2 separate regions of the Mus musculus genome follow, and region 1 is linked to region 2. A link is a loop called in an ENCODE intact Hi-C map of the cell type or tissue named here. Cell type or tissue: left cerebral cortex. All regions are shown on one strand.

Region 1 (8,000 bases), 81 kb after region 2:
GGTCTTCCACAGACCTGAGCTTGAAATGAAATTCCTGAGCCAAGGACTCTCAGGTCACATGGTGCATGGCCACTCTTCTGCTCAAGTCCATGGTTACAGGGCTGCAGGTGGAGTGAATTATACAGAGTTGTGGAAGAGAGACTGTCTGAAAGTCATGAGGGTGTAATGATTGGTTCCATCACCCCTCTTTTCTCCTATAGTTCACCAAGACATCCTACAGCAGCTACAGATGCTCTGCAGGTATATGCATGGCCAGATTTAGAAAGTCATAAGAAAACGGCCGTCTTGTGTCTCGGGTCATGTTGTCAAGTGTCTCTGTACTCCCCAAGACATCTAAAGGGAACAGGCTCCTTCATTCAATGCCTTCTTGACATTTCTGTCATCATGGTCCTGAGGTCCAGAGGTACCTTGGAATGTTCCAGAAAGCTCCTAAGTCCCTGCATTAGAACACTCATGGTCACGTTTTGAGGCTGGTATGAATACACATAGCTCTTCCCCTGTCTTTGTGTGTTTAAAAATCCTTGCAAATATTTCAAGAATGTTTAGATCATTTCTCACAAGTTATTTTTTTAAAAACCCAGGAGAACCTCAGCTTCCTGACCTGGTTGGTAAAGAGCTGTGGGGCCTGAGCATAGCTCTCAGCACAGTACCCCAAGGTCTAGGTACCCTGCCCAACTGCATATAGCACTTACGCCCCCCTGAGGATGCTCTGCTGGTGCCTGCATCCCCTTCAGCCACTAGGAAAGGTTGATGCAGCAAAGAGCATCTGTGGGCTCCCTTGTACCGGCTGCCAGTGTCTGGACTGCGTCCTGAGAAACCAAAGCTAGAAGAGAAAAAACGCTACCATTTCCTTTTAAGCCCTTAAACATTTGGGAGCCAGTAGAAATGACAGGGTTGAGTGTCCAGCTGGAAGTCGTGAAGGGGATGGCGGTCTGTGGCTAAGCGATGGCTCCTCCTTACCTTGATGTGACACTGTTGCCTGTTTCCCGGTCACCATGTTGTTTTATTGTCCCACTAGTACAGGACTGCTGATTTTATGAGCATAACCCAAGATACTAGCCCCAAGCTCTGCTAATACTCTCTTAAAAAAAAATAGAATTCCCCAGGAGATTATTCTCAGTCATTTGAGTCTGCTGTGGCCAGCTCTAGGTTTTTAATCCCTCTTGTTTATAATGAGTTTAATCTCTGTCATATTTATCCTTTAGAGAGACAGATCCCTCTCTCCCTATGCCTTGCCACGTGACCACATCAGTTAGGCAAAGTGACAGTGGCTTTAAACCCATCTGTCTCTTGAAAGAACAGTCTCCAAAGGCTTAAGCCTACACCCATAAATAATCTTTGAGGGGCCTTTAAAAGCGAACCTGATAAACAAGATCAGAGGGTGGAGAGAACCGAGACCACCCTGGGCAGGATAAAGCTGGCGTTTTGAAATGGAAAGTCAGTTCGTTTCTTCTAAGCGGTTTTGTTTCGGCCTCCTAGCTCTGAAAGAAAGAGACATTTGATCCACTCTTTGCAAGTCAGTGCTGAGATTTCCCAGGCCCTTGAGTACTTACTTTTGGCTTGGGAACAGTCGGTATGCAGGTGTCTGGCGTCTCTGGCAGGAACTTGGGCCCATCAAAGCTGGTCAGACCATAACACCACTAGGGATGCCTAAGATGGGTTTTGATGTTAAAAGCTCCCTGCCCATCTCGGGGCTGGATTACAGTGGTCATATGTCTTTTTCTCTCTCTCTGGAAACTGGTTAGTTGAATCAGGAGAAAACAAAAGTGAGACTTCCCTAGGATCAGGTATTCAAAGATCTGAGACTTATGGGGGACATCTCATTCAAACTAATGAAGCCACCAAAGCCATTCTCAACTGTAATTCAGATTTCAGGGTTGTTTGTTTGTTTTTCTTGCAAATCTGAAGAATGAAATTCAGGAACCACAGAGAGTGAGGTTCAGGGAGAGAGAGAGAGAGGCAGACAGAGAGAGAGAGGCAGACAGAGAGAGAGGCAGACAGAGAGAGGGAGAGGCAGACAGAGAGAGAGAGAGGCAGAGAGAGAGAGAGAGAGAGAGAGAGAGAGAGAGAGGCAGACAGAGACAGATACACACAGAGAGAGGACACACACAGAGAGAGACAGACAGAGATTTTAGAACTCCTTTATTGGTTCCCAGAGACCAATGGATACGGTATCATCCAGCTGTTAGTCTGGGACTCCTTAAAGGATGAGCTATCAATCTAGCTGGCCCAACCACAAAGTATTCAGGTGTCTCCTCTGCTTCAGTCCTGTCCTGGAGTATAGCTTATAGGAAGGAAGGAGAAAGATAACAAGGACCTGGGGTTGGGGAAAGAGGTAGTGGAGTTGGAGGAGTTGGGATGGGCAGAATTTTCTTTTGGAACTACTACTTTGGAGTCTCTGCTCAGCGGGACCAATGTCTGCCTTCTTGACAGTTGGGCCCCTCCTATCTGTTTCAAGTCTTTCTCTCCTTGGCTACTCCCTTTTTATGTCTGTCTGTCTGTCTGTCTGTCTGTCTGTCTATTTGTCTGTCTGCCTGCCTGCCTGCCTGTCTTCCTTCCTTCCTTCCTTTCTTCCTTCCTTCCTTCCTTCCTTCCTTCCTTCCTTCCTTCCTTCCTTCCTCCCTTCCTTTCTTTTCTCATTTTTATTTTCTTTTTATAAACCTTTTATAGATGCTTTATTTTCATCTGTTACCACTGTGTATATGCGTGGTGTATGTGTGTGAGTGGAGCTCAGAAGACAACTGTCAGGAACTGACATCCCCCTCCACTCTTGCTATAATGAGATGAGGGGACCCCCCCACATCTGGCTTTCAAATGGATTCTAGGAACTGATCTCAGGTGATCAAGCGTTTGTGGGTTGTTGGTTTGTCTGTTTGTTTATTTTTACCCATTGAGCCATCTCACTAGCTCCTACCATTTGGAGAATAAATAAGATACTCAAATCTCTCCTTGGCACCTTCAGCCCCATCTTAGGGCTGCTCTAACAAGTACTGGGCCAAGAGCATGAAATCAAAATATCAGTATCACTATGCAGAACCTACCAAGCTCTCTGGGACGTCTTATCCCCATACCCCACCCCAGCCCTGACCCAGGCCCCTGACATGTGGATGCATCTGTAGTCCCTTCCCTACTTTATATGGCTGTTACCTTGGGTCTTTGCAACCTTACAAATCCCCTATGCTCCCAATCACCCTGCAATTTAGGGAACACCTTAACATAGGTTCCTAGAAACAAGCAACCGGCCTGCACATCTTTCCTCTGAGGGCCACTTGGTTTTGCTATCACCACAAGTGACAGAAACAGGTACCTTGGGTTGTAATTCCAGACTATTCTTTGATAACCTCCTGTCTCTTGATTTTCTACTGCCCTGGGCCCTCTTGTGCATGGTTCATGCTGCACTGCCCATGTAAGCCATTCACATGGGCACACTGCCTGGAATCTCCAAAGAAGAGCTGATCACATTCTGGGGAGCCCATGGGGTACCAGATGTTGGGAATGGACAACCCAGTTGGGAGTCACACTATATCCCGGACATCCCCTTGCTGAAATGACCTTCATTTGGCACAGAAAGAAAATCAGGGCCACTTCTAAATTCCTCATCTTTAAAACACCATCTCCTGGAGAGGCCCAGGAACACTTACACCCAAAGCAAAACCTCCTCAAGGGTCTTTGTAGCAGGCGAATGACCAGTCAGTCACAGTCCTGATATTGGGTCTAGAGAAGCCTGGCTGGCCCTTTTCTCTGTCATAAGGATTCCTATTGACTCTTCTTTGGTCATCAAGGAAAGGAGATGATACTCAGACAAGTTGGGGACCCCATCAGACCTAAGGTGGATTTACAAGGACATCACTTCCTGGCATGCTTTGATGAATGTGGAACGGTAGCCGAGAACAGCATGGGGAGGCTGATGGGACAGAGTTTGATCTCTCTCATCATCAGGAATCTTTTTTTTTTGTCATACAGGGCAGAGAGAAGGTATGGATCAGTGGCTCTAGAGGGCCAGGCTTCTAGCATCAGGCTGTAACAGTGCTGTTAGTCCTCTCACGGATGCCCACCGTGGCCCACCCTCTCACTCTCTCAGCAGCTCATTGCCTGAACCAACTGGAGGAAACAGTGAAATTCCTGTCACTCCAGTCTGTGGCCTCACAGTGGAGCCGCCTGGGAAGGGACAGCTGGCCCCGAAGAGGGCATACACACTGGCTGCCCTGATCAGCCGATTGTCCAGGTGGGTGAACACCAGGCTTCTTTAACCATCTGTGCCAATGGCTCAGTGGGTAAGAGCACCCAACTGCTCTTCCGAAGGTCTGGAGTTCGAATCACAGCAACCACATGGTGGCTCACAACCATCTGGAACGAGAAAAAAAAAATCTGTACCAGGTAACTCCCTGACGGTGGCATCATCCCCAGGGTAGATTAACCCTTTCCTGTTTATACTGAACATTGTAATTGAGCTTCCTAAATCTGCAGCTGCTGCTGGTGGTGGAAGGGATGGAGAGAAAGAATTGGCTCCCATGTAAGATTTTTATAGAGCTACATACTGTTGCGTCAACAAGTCTAGCTGGTTCACTCGTTTCAATGCTTCTCTTATTATAGACAGAACATATGATGGAAGCTGTTTGCCAAATACAGAAAAGTGCAAATGAGATGATTAAAATCACAGCTGATCACCACTAACAGTCAGATGCAGGGTTCTTCCTCTTCCTAGAGTAGCTTAGAACTGGAATGTTGCTTGAAGCTGAATGTGTGTGCAAGTTGCCTGGGCAGCAGGTGAAAATCCATGCTTTGAGGTCAGCGTGGGTCTGAGTGTCAGGGGATGCTGGTGCTGTCAGGAGATGCTGGTGCTGTCAGGAGATGCTGGTGCTGTCAGGAGATGCTGGTACTGTCAGGAGGTGCTGGTGCTGCCAGGAGATGCTGGTGCTTCTGGTTTGGGAATTTTGAGGGGTACAAAGTTCCAACACGGGTTTTTCCAAATAAGAGAAGATTTTTGGCTCCCCCAAAACCCGTTTTCTCATCTAGAAAATGAGAATAACACCTTCCTGTCCTGTAGAGATTTGATGTAAACAAGTGCTACCTTGTACCTGATAATCTGGCACACAGCACAGGTTTGGTAAATTGTGCTGACACTTAAAATGATATTATTATCTGGATCTCAAGGACTCTATGTGGGCAGCTTTTCTTTTGCTTGCCTTCAGTCAGCATCACACGGTGAGCATTTTCTCCCTGTGCTCATGTCTCTGGCAACACTGTTTCATACCTGTGCTTTAATGGGCAGTACTGTGGAGGACATAAATTACTTGAGCATTTAAGACATGGAAATAATGGCTTTCTTGTTTTTCTCATAACCCAATAAAACCATGTTGACAAAAGTAGCTATTTTTATGAGAGTTCTAGGCTCTTTAAAAAGTGTATTGCACTTTCCTCTTCTGGAAAAACAAGTCACAGGCATTTTTAGAGAGAACAGCTGTAGCAACTTATATGCTCTCAGGCAAGGGTTTCTTTTTTCTGTTTGAAGTTTAGAGGGTTCTTGGAATCCAATGAGCTCTCAACAGCAATTATAGAAACAGTTATATTGGCACCTCAAAAAAAAATCCCCAAACCAACCAAACAAACAAAACAATTATAACTCTAAATTAGAGAATTTTAGACAAAGGGCACATTTCATGTCTATTCCCAGTGATGGAGAAAATAGCCACAGAGAAGAAGCTGCGGAGCCGAGGAATGTTGACATAGTCAGGAAAGATTGCAAACATCCTAGCATCCTCTTACAATTTCATGTTTTCAGTGTCACAGCCAGGAACTCTTTTCTTAGGCATGTGTGCATGTGTGCATGTGTCCATGTATGTGTGTGTATGTGTGTGTGTGTGTGTGTGTGTATGGTATGTGGTGTGTGGTGTATGTGTATACATGTCTTTGGTATATGGTATGTGTGTGTGTATTGTATACATGTCTGTGGTATGTGGTGTGTGTATATGTGTGTGTGCGTGTAATGTGTGTGATATGTAGTATGTATGATGTGTGACAGTGGTATATATGTGTGTGTGTATTGTGTGTGTGGTGGTATGTATGTGTTTGCATGTCTGTTCTGTGGTCTTGTATGTATTGTTTGTGTGTGATATATACTGTGTGTATATGTGTGTGTATGTGTGCATGTGTGGTGTGTGTGATATGTAGTATATATGGAATGAATGTGGCATGTGTATGTGTGTATGTATTGTGTGTAGTGGTGGTGGTGGTGGTGGTGTGTGTGTGTGGTATGTAGTGTGTGTTGTGTGTGTGCGCATGTCTGTGGTATGTATGTGTGTGGAGTGTGTGCATATGCATGTCTGTGGTATGTGGTGTGTGTATGTGTGTGTGATGTGGTATGTATTATGTGTGTATGTGATATATAGTGTGTGTGTGTGTATGTATGTGGTATATAGTGTATATATATATATATGTATATATATATATATATATGTGTGTGTGTGTGGTCTGTGTATGTGTGTGTCTGTTGCATATGTGCCAGTCTACATGCATATGTGTTGTCTGTGGAGGCCCAAGGTCATCATGAGTTGACATCATCCTCCAAAGTCACTCACTTTGTTGGGACAGTGTCTCTCACTGGCTTGTGCTCACTGAGGCTAGGGTGTCTGGCTGGTGAACCCCGAGTATCCTCCTGCCTATGCTTCCCTAGCCCGGGCATAATAGATGCACACCACCATATCTATATCTGCATGGACTTTCTTCTTGTTTTGTTTTTGTTTTGAATATAAGTTCTAGGCATTAAACTCAGGTCCTCGTTCTTCTGTGGCAAAACCAAGCTGTCTCCCAAGTTCCCTTTCCAGACATTTGGTGGAACTTAAGTTAACTTTCTAAGAATGACACTGCCCTTGGGTTCTTCTCTGCACACTCTAAGGTCCACCCCACCACCACCCCCCACAGGCTCACAGAAGTCTTCTGGGGACAGGACTATGTATACTCAAGTTCTGGGAGAGTCCCAGCAGGCTCCAGCTGGGCAGAGTGTCTGCTAAGGTCAGCCACACTGCATGCACCTAGGACAAAACGGTTGCCATGAGCCTGCTATAAATGCCTCTCTCTGGTTGGGGAGGTTAGGTAATTCATAAAGAATGAGTTACTTGGCTAAGGGTTGGTTCTGAAGGCCAGGAAGTCCGTGACAGTCATCTGCTGAGGCCTCTGCTGTAGTCAAGGTATAAAGAACATGAGAGAGAGAGAGAGAGAGAGAGAGAGAGAGAGAGAGAGAGAGAGAGAGAGAGAGAGAGAGAGAATGAGTAGTCCATGAGTGACTTAATCCATTCTTGGCTGTCTTACTTTCTTGCTGGATTAAAATAGCCTGACTAAAGCAAGCAACTTAAGGATAGGTTTCTCCTGGAGAAATAAAAACAGAGGGAATTAGAAACAGCTCGAGACATTACATCCCCTGAATGCTGACACTCAGCCTCCTTTCTCCCTTTTTTTATTCAGTGTAGGACTCAGGCCTAGGGAATGGTGCCCCCCATTGTTAAGCTAGGTCATCCCACTTCAATTAACCTAATCAACATAACTCCTCACAGACATGCGCAGAGACTAAATAATCCCCCACGGATGTGCTTGGAGACTTGCCTCCTAGGGGATTTCAGATCTTGTTAAGATGACAATCAACCATCACCATCCTGGTCTAGTCAACGCTAAAACCAACCACTGGGTCCTACCCCTTATTCTCCCACAGCAGGGATGCAGTTTCAACCTAAGTTGGGTGTCTAACAGCTAGAGCTGTTTCCATCACTTCAGTCTTCACCTATGGCCACTTCAGAGCCATGTTTTGGAGCTTAAGCCACATCTTTGGTTTCTTCTTGAGAACCAGCCGCAGCCTTGAGTTCTATACATTTCTCTCTGCCTGCAAGGGGAATCTGGGAGAAGCTAGGTCTTCTGGTCAGGCCTTCTGCTTCAGCAGGCCCAGGACTTATAGTCTGACACCCTGTCTTTTTAATCAGTAATCATGTTTATCCTTGGGGAAGTTGCCA
Region 2 (8,000 bases):
TAAGAATCTTGGATGTTGAAGCTGCTTGACCACATAGCCCACTGATCCAAATCCTACGTGTTCATGGAGAGGTCTAGGGGGAAAACCTGAGGAATGAGCTGAGGTAGGGTGTGTTTCGAGGCATCCAGTTCAGTCCTCATCAGTGACCTCAGCCATCTCAAATAACACCAATGTACAGGGTGGGGGTGTGTGTGGAGAGGCCCTGGACAGACTTCGGGGGAGGGGAATCATCTCACTAGGCCCCAAGAGCAGAATGTCAGAGGGTACTGGGTGTGGAAGGCATGGTGCTTCCTCCTATGGATCACCAAGGCCCACCGTGTCCACTGGGAACCAGAATCAGATGTTCTGTAGACTCAGACCATATGTTGCCACACCCTGAGCCAGCCCACAGTTCTGGCTGAGTTGCAGCCCGGGTGAGCAGTCTCAAGGCTGGCTCTCACAGTTTTAAGAACCTACTTGGCATTAGCCAACAATGTATATGGGGGCTTCTAGACACCAACTATCCATTGCATTTTATCCAAACATTTGGTTCTTTTATCTTGGCCCCTTTGTGCCAGATGCACTTAGAGGAAGCCATTCTTTGCAGGTGGAAAGAACATTGTGTGACTTCTATTTTCCGGCTGTCTGCTACACCAAGCCTTGGCTCTGAAGGGAATTATACAGGACTTGTCCTTTGGTCGTCCAACCCCGTACACAGGTCTCCCTCCACCCCTCCATGTCAAGGGAGTGAGCACCCTCTATAGTTGAATCCTCACCATGTCAAAGTTTGAATTACTCACTGGAGGAGAACACCAGCTCTTTCTTGTTTTAAAATCTCCCCTCTGCCTTCAGTGGCTCCACAGAGAGAATCTAGCAGATAGTTTAGGGAAAGGTAGCAGATTCATGGACTCACCAAAGGGTGGAACCTCCATTAAAGGTGACCCAGTGAGACATCTGTCCCAGTGGGTCTCAGCCAGGGGTGACTGTCTCCACACATCTCCTAGTTGATTCCAGTTCTGATCAAGTGGACAGCCAATTCTAACCTTCACCTTAGAACATAGCTAAAAAGCCTATTATACAGAAAGATGAGGTCGTGCATTTAGTGAGGAGGGTAATGTTATCAGAGGGGAGGGGGCTGAGAACTTCAAGGGACAGAGGCCCATGTCTGCAAGAGGTCTACTTTGAGGCTTGCTGTTCAGTATGGTGACTGTAGCCCACGATAATGTCCATGACAATGTGAACATAGCAGTAACCATGAGTGGGGCTGGGGAGAAGCTTGGTGGTTAAAAGCACTGTCTGAAGAGTCACGAGGACTGGTGTTTGGCCCCTAACACCTGCATGGCCAGCTGGGCATCCAACACTTGTTTGTAACCCAGCTTTTTGAGGGGATGGAGACAAGATCTCTGTCTTTCAGACACTGGAAGAAAATGTAAATTCCAGGTCCCAAAAGAGACTTTGTCTCAAGGGACTAGGTGCAGAGTGATGAAGGAGGACAGCCAGCGCCCTCTTCTGGCCACCACGGGAACATGCACACACGTATCTGTGCACACACCCGGAGAGATTCAGGCACACACAGATACATAAACATTAAAACAGATTGTCTATCACCAACAAGTGCTAGGCCAGGTGTGATGGGTGTGTTAAAGCAGTTGCCACATCACTGCATGGTACCCATAAGGAGAAACAGCCCTTTGCGGTCTATAAATATATAGTCACAATATGTCAACCACAAGTAGCATTAACGGTACAAAAATCACACATGATTCTCTCATCATTCGTGTCCATACTAATCACATGTGGAAATACTACTTTGGATATGAAGGATAAAGCACTCCTTCAGAGTCTACACTCTGCTACTTCTGTCTCCAGCCTCCTGCTGGTTCCTGTTCTGGGGCTAGTTAATTCCCTGGCCTCCAGACATTCACACTGTGCTGGGAGCATGGTTTTAGGCGCTCCTCATGGTCAGCGGGCATTGGGGTCCTGCCAGGGAGACAGAGGAGCAGAGCCAGGCGTGAATCTCCTGGATCCTGGGAAGAGCTTATGCTGAGGCATGTGGAGGGATGAATGAGCTCTTGGGGACTGTCATTACCAGCTCTCCGAGAAACTGGATTGCCTGCAATAAAAATCTCCAACATCCTGCTTCAGGGCTGGGGTCTCATGGGGAGCTCTTGACACGGTGCCCAAACCACAGCCTTAATCACCGAGGCACGTGGCTCACACTTGCATGGATGTGTGGACGTGGGCCTCTCTTCGGGCTGGAAACTCGGAGCAGCTTCGCTCTGGAGAAACGGATCTCTCGCTCTCTTTCCTCCACCCACATGTCAGCAAAGGCTTTACTTAAGCAAATGCCACCTGCCCCAGCCCGGACACTTGTCTGCACCACAGAGGCCCGTGCTGAGTGCCAGCAACTCAGGCCTGTTTTCTCTGAGGGGGCCGGACCCTGGAATGTTGACACCCCGTGGTTGTTGCTGTAATGATAATGCTCTACATTAATAACACACCTCTCAGCCAGATGGGTTCCTGAGTGCCCTACAGGCTGTGACAAGTAACCATCCTGAGTTCCAACAATTTACTGTGCCCACCAGGGCTCATGGCTCCTGGATGAGTCACAGGCTTTTGTCCACATGCAGAAATGAGGCTGGATTGGCCAAGGGGAGAGCAAAGCAAAGGAACTGACCAAGGCCTGACTGGGAGGATGTGAGGACCATGGTCACTGTGCCATCAAGGACCAGAGTAATGAGCCAGAAGCAGTGGTAAGGAGTAGGGGACAGGTCAGTGAAAAGATCCTGTCTAATAATTTAAAACTGCAAAGCCATGCAGGACTCTAACTTAGAAACAGAAAGAAGTCAGATGTAGAGGGCCATGCCTGTAATTCTGGCACTGGGGAGGCTTTAGCAGGAGGACTGCCACAAGTTGAAGGCTATCTTGAATTAGATAAAGTTCTAGGCCAGCCTGGGCTATAGAATGAGAACTTGAGATCTTAAACTCTTGTCCCCTCTGCCCCCAAATAAAAGGGAAGAAAAGAATGGAAGGGAGGGAGGGAGGGAGGGAGGGAGGGAGGGAGGGAGGGAGGAAAGAGACAAGGACAAGAAGAAGGAAGTGAAGGAGAGAGGTTTCTAGTCTGAGGGCAGAAACCACAAGTCTGAGGGCAGAGACTACAAGTCTGAGGGCAGAGGCTACAAGTCTAAGGGCAGAAGCTACAAGTCTGAGGGCAAAAGCTGCAAGGGCCAGAGCTGGTTCCAAGGTTCAGCCCTGGGATCTGATGACAATGGGATGGGGCCCCTCATGTTTTGGGGAATTAAACCCTTGGGAATCCATCAACCCTTTGGTACTTTGAGCTTCTGGATCCAAGCTTGCTTGAGTGAAGCTGAACCACAGGATAGATGCAGCCTGGGAAGATAGAAAGCAGCTACTGGGGCATTGGATCCCATGGAACTGGAGTGCTGGTGGCTGTAAGCCACAGTGTGGGTGCTGGGAAATGAACTTGTCCTTTGGAAGGGTGGCCTCTGGAGCTATCTCTCCAGCTCCAGTAGGAAAAATCTTAAAATTGAAACCCGCAAAATTCTTCTATGACCCCAAGTAGACACACGAGCCCCTCGAGCTTTCCCCCTGCCTCGTATGTGGCTGTATCTGGGTGCTTCTTCCAGGTGTCTGTCACAGAGCTTGTCTGCCTTTCCCAGGATTATTTCAACCAACTTCCAAAGGGCTATCTAACTTTAATTTTTTAAAAAATGATAGTTCTTAACTCCCCCTTTAGCCCACCACCCACCAGAGGTAGTGGAAAAGAAAGGATACAGGGGAAGTGGACCTGGTTAGCCAGTTTGTTTTTTTTGTTTGTTTGTTTTTTGTTTTTGTTTTTTGGTTTTTTTTGAGCAGCTTCCATCTGTGTTGTCTGGAAATCAGCAGTTTAGTTTACAGGTTATTTAGTAGCAGCTCGGTCTACTGGTAAACATTTTATGGATATATCAGTAGTCCAGTTTGGTAGAGTTGGGACAGTAAACATGACTCAGCAATGGTGGCATGACCCAGCAGAGACAGCCAGGCCTCAGTGTCGGCACGAGTCAGCAGGAAGGACTAGGAAGGTCATCAGAAGAAGTTCTTAGCTGTGCCTCTCAGCAAACATCAGCAAAGTCGAGAGCCCCATAAGCTGTTGCATAGTTAGTTCCACAAGTAAGCCAAGCTCAGTCTCTGTCACTGTCTATCAAGTTTTATTCGTGTTATCTCTAAATTTCATGTGTTCTCCATGGATCTTTCCCTAGCACGTGACTCGGCACCTGCATCTATCTCAGCTGACATCACTCTGTCAATGAGCCTGTCCTCGGAAGCTGCAAGTAGCTATAGCACAGTACCAGAAGTTTTTTTTGGCATTTCTCTCTATGGAGTTCCAACAGATGGAGCTCAGCTGCGCAATGTAAGGTGGGCCAATACATAAATGTCCTTAGCAAAGAATCTTTCATCATGTGTCCTTTCATGTGCTTGCTTTAGTAAAACATCCTTTCACCTGTGTCTGCTTCAATGAAATGGTCCTTCATAAGTCTGCCTTAGTCTTTCACCTGTGTCCACTTCAGGAAAACACTCCCTTACATGTTTGCCCCAGCAAAACACCATCCAACACAACCGACTTTCCAAAAAAACCCTTACATTTCCACTTCAGTGCTGAGTGAGGATGTGGGCAGGACCTAGGGGGAGCAGCCACACTTTGGGCTGCTGAGGATGGGGTGGGGGGCAGCTTCTCACCTATGCTGAGTAGGAAGCAGGAGGCATCTGGAATTTGCTCTGGCTGGAGTGCAGAGGGTGTAAGATGCTCAACAGATGGCACACCCTGAGCTGCTGGTGGTGAGTAGGCTAGGCGAGAAGACGCAAACATACTTCGAAGCCTGAGGATCTGCCTGCCGGTAACATGGTGGCGCCATCTTGGGATGAGTCACGTACATTCCGACATGGAGGGGGTGAACAGTCTGCTGGTGTCATGGGAGAGGGAGGAGTGGTGAAATTTTCAGCTGCCAAGCTGGTGTTTGAAATGGAAATGGCCCAGCTGTGCAGATGATGAACCGAAGGATGCTCCTGGTAGTTTCTTTTTAACGGCATGAAGGCAGGTCAAACAACAGCAGGGCATTTTAGCTCTTTCACATGAGCTGGAGCATGAGGAAGATCTTGGCAACTAGTCCGAACTCTGCCTGCTAGCGGGCGGAGGTCCTTTGCAGCCTGCTGGGCAGGGTGTGGCTAGACTTCGGAAGTTTGTTTCTTGTATGGGAGCTTTGCTCTTCTTCAGGATGAACCGAACTGAATAAAAGCAGGAAGCGTGTAGGTGATTTGACTTCTCATTCAACAGACCTAGTAGTACCCAGGTAATGGCAAGCAAGCATACCCCTCCGGCCTTGAGGATGGGGTGCCCTTAGTCACCTTCAAAGTACAGGGGTGTGGGCAGTGGACCTATGCTGTCAGTGTGCAGTGCTAAAGTTTACTCCATGTGTGTTCTCTGCACAAGTCCACATACGTGTGGGTCTATACGTGTTTAGTGTGCACACGTGCAAATATGAGTGCATCTGTATTAGTATATGTGTGTTGTGTGTATGGCTGTTGACAGCAATTCCTGCTTCAACTCACCACTCCAAGGAGGAACACATGCCTGGGTTTCCTCTCCATATTGCTCAGGAGTTCAGGCCCAGCTAAAGACAGGCACACCTTGACCCTGACACTGGTAAGGAGCAGGAGGAAATGGGTGAGTAGCATCTACTACAGGAATAGTCTCACCCATGGTGGAAAGGAGGTGAGGCTGAGGTAGTTTCTTTAAGAGCCCAGGGAAATTCAGAGGATAAGATTCTCTTAGGAACGCTTGGCTCATCCAAGGAAGAGACTGGCCCTCAGGAGTTTGTGACTTGCACAGGGTGTTGTGGGATCACTGGGCTCTGGAATAAGCTGTCACTGATGCTAGTGCCTGACCTAGCTCCAATGGACAAGGAGCTCTGCTGACTGGCAGCACTTTCTACCCAAGGCCTGTGCCATTTTGTGCAGAGAATCCTGCATGAGACCAAGGGTGCTGAGGGGACTTCTGCATATAGTGACCGGAGAAACTTCTGGCTGCCAGCGGGGCCTAGTGCTAAGGATTGTAGGCATACAACCTCACTGGTCCCCATAGAGCCCTCCAGGCACACTGTAACACGACTAGCCTTTAGAGCTGTTCCCACTTCACCATAAGCCAGTTCTCCTGGGGCAAGTCCCAGGCCTAACAAGGCCCTCCTCTTCTCTGCTGTTTGTAGTGGAGGCCACTCAGCCCTCTCCCACGTCCCTTTCCATAGGGCAGTAGCAATGCCTGGCCAGAGCCTAGGCCAACTTCAGAACTCAGAATGTATGCCCACAGTTCCCCAGTGGCAGTAGCTTCCTGAATGCGCCTATGTCTGACAGACACTACCTCAAGAGGGGTTGTTTATGTCGCCTTTCTCCTCAGAGTCTGAAGTAGCTTTCCTGGAAGCCATTCAGCATGAGACACATGCTCCTAGCTCCTAGCTCTGCAGTCATGCCTGCTCTTCTGAGGCACTGGCTGGTGGCCGCGGAGGGCACCGACTATGCAGCTGGTCTGTTTACATCAGTGTATCCAATGCCCGCCTCTTCCTCAGGCCCAGTCAGATGCTGCTAATTTTCCGTTCTGGTCTCAGCAGATCCTGATGGCCTTGTCATTTGTGGAAAGAGTGTGTTTGAAGCCCCCCCCCGCCCCCCATGCCCATGTGCTGCTTTATTGGATAATATTCTATTCATCCCCCGTTTATGTCTCCAGAAAATATGCAACTCATTTAGTGTAGAAGGCTCTCTCAGCAACCACTGTCCATCGCTGGCAGATTGAATATCGCGCTAAACATATCTCGGACACACCCTAAGCGCTTGCTTGAATGTGGTCATCTGGGAGACGTGCTGAATCTAAACCCTGGCACACACGATGAAGTCTGTTGCTGAAAACACCCGGGGGCACCTGCCAGCATGCAGTCACTTTCCTTTTCCTGTAAGAGGGTGATGGGAAACTCAGACACCAGGCTGATTGGAAACTCAGTCTTTCCCAATCAGTTTTTCCCCCGGGGCTCAGGGTCTGACTGTCAGTTTGGGGCTGTTTCCAGGGATGTGCTATTTTGTCCATAGTTTTATGTGTAACGCCTTTTAAAACGTGGCTGTTTGTAGATGACTGTTTTGTAGACCAGGAAATGGAAATATGGGTAGTTTGACTCGTGGCTGTGGAGATGGCTCAATCACGTAAGAAAGAGAATGAGATTGTGTGTCCCAGGACTCCTGTGAAAAAGCCTAGCCTGGTGGCAGAGGCTTGCGACCTCAGCAGTGGGAGGCAGGGACAGCTAGATCCCTAGGACTTGCTGGCCAACCATTCCAGCCTGACCACTGAGCTCCAGATTCAGTGAGAGACTGGGGGGCACCTGAGAAATGATGCCCAATCTTGACTCTGGCTTACATATGCATACACTCATGTGCACACACAGGCTTATACCAAAAAAAAAAAAAATGACCCAAGTGAGGCCTGTATCCAGAAACTTCACCTCCAGCTCTAGGGGGCACCTTCTGTGTTTTCCTCTCTCTCTTGCCTGATCTCTTGACATCCACTGAATGTTGGCTTCCTGTTGTTTCTTCATGAAAACGCCACGTCAAAGCAACATTTCCAACTCTGCAATTTCAATCTTCTGTTCAACTCCAGGAAAACCACGATTCCCTTATAAGATGCCAGGCTTAAAACACATCTAATTTGATTGCAGGTGTAGATGTCTCTGATCAGAGATGATATCTCTGCCCCACAGAGGTGGCGGAGCACTACCATAGCTTTTGCCTTGTGAGTTAAAACAGGAGAGCCTTGCTTTCCGCCCATCAATCAGTAGATTGGTTTGGTGACCTTTAAGCCAATTTGCCTTCGCTAAATCCATTGTAGAAAAATGCAAAGAGGCTTTCTTTTGGGTCCTTATTTTTATTTTGTAATTTTTGTTTTCCCCCTCTCGTGCGGCCATTTAGAGCCTGGAACGAATGCATGA

The links. Peaks named below come from ENCODE experiments on the same cell type or tissue, not always from the same donor. Only the 100,000 strongest peaks of a DNase experiment are listed, where the experiment ranks them.
Region 1: a loop joins it to region 2, with 2.6 times the contacts of the local background. A loop is called at or near these places in 3 of 42 quality-filtered maps.

The regions. Positions count from the first base shown.
Region 1 is chr1:90,352,163-90,360,162 of GRCm38, forward strand. All of the region lies in intron 1 of Gm34992 (a long non-coding RNA gene), which reads left to right. Among named protein-coding and RNA genes, the nearest start is that of Gm34992, 18 kb to the left of the region's middle. In left cerebral cortex, no CTCF peak of the experiment used is centred here; a DNase peak (open chromatin) is centred at 4,619.
Region 2 is chr1:90,271,156-90,279,155 of GRCm38, forward strand. It overlaps 2700003A03Rik (a long non-coding RNA gene), which reads left to right and starts at 1,717. Exons shown (of 4, transcript XR_003947931.1): 1 at 1,717-2,750; 2 at 4,239-4,395. In left cerebral cortex, a CTCF peak has its summit at 1,487 (motif pointing left); DNase peaks (open chromatin) are centred at 382, 2,196, 4,325 and 4,840; H3K27ac peaks cover 1,693 bases.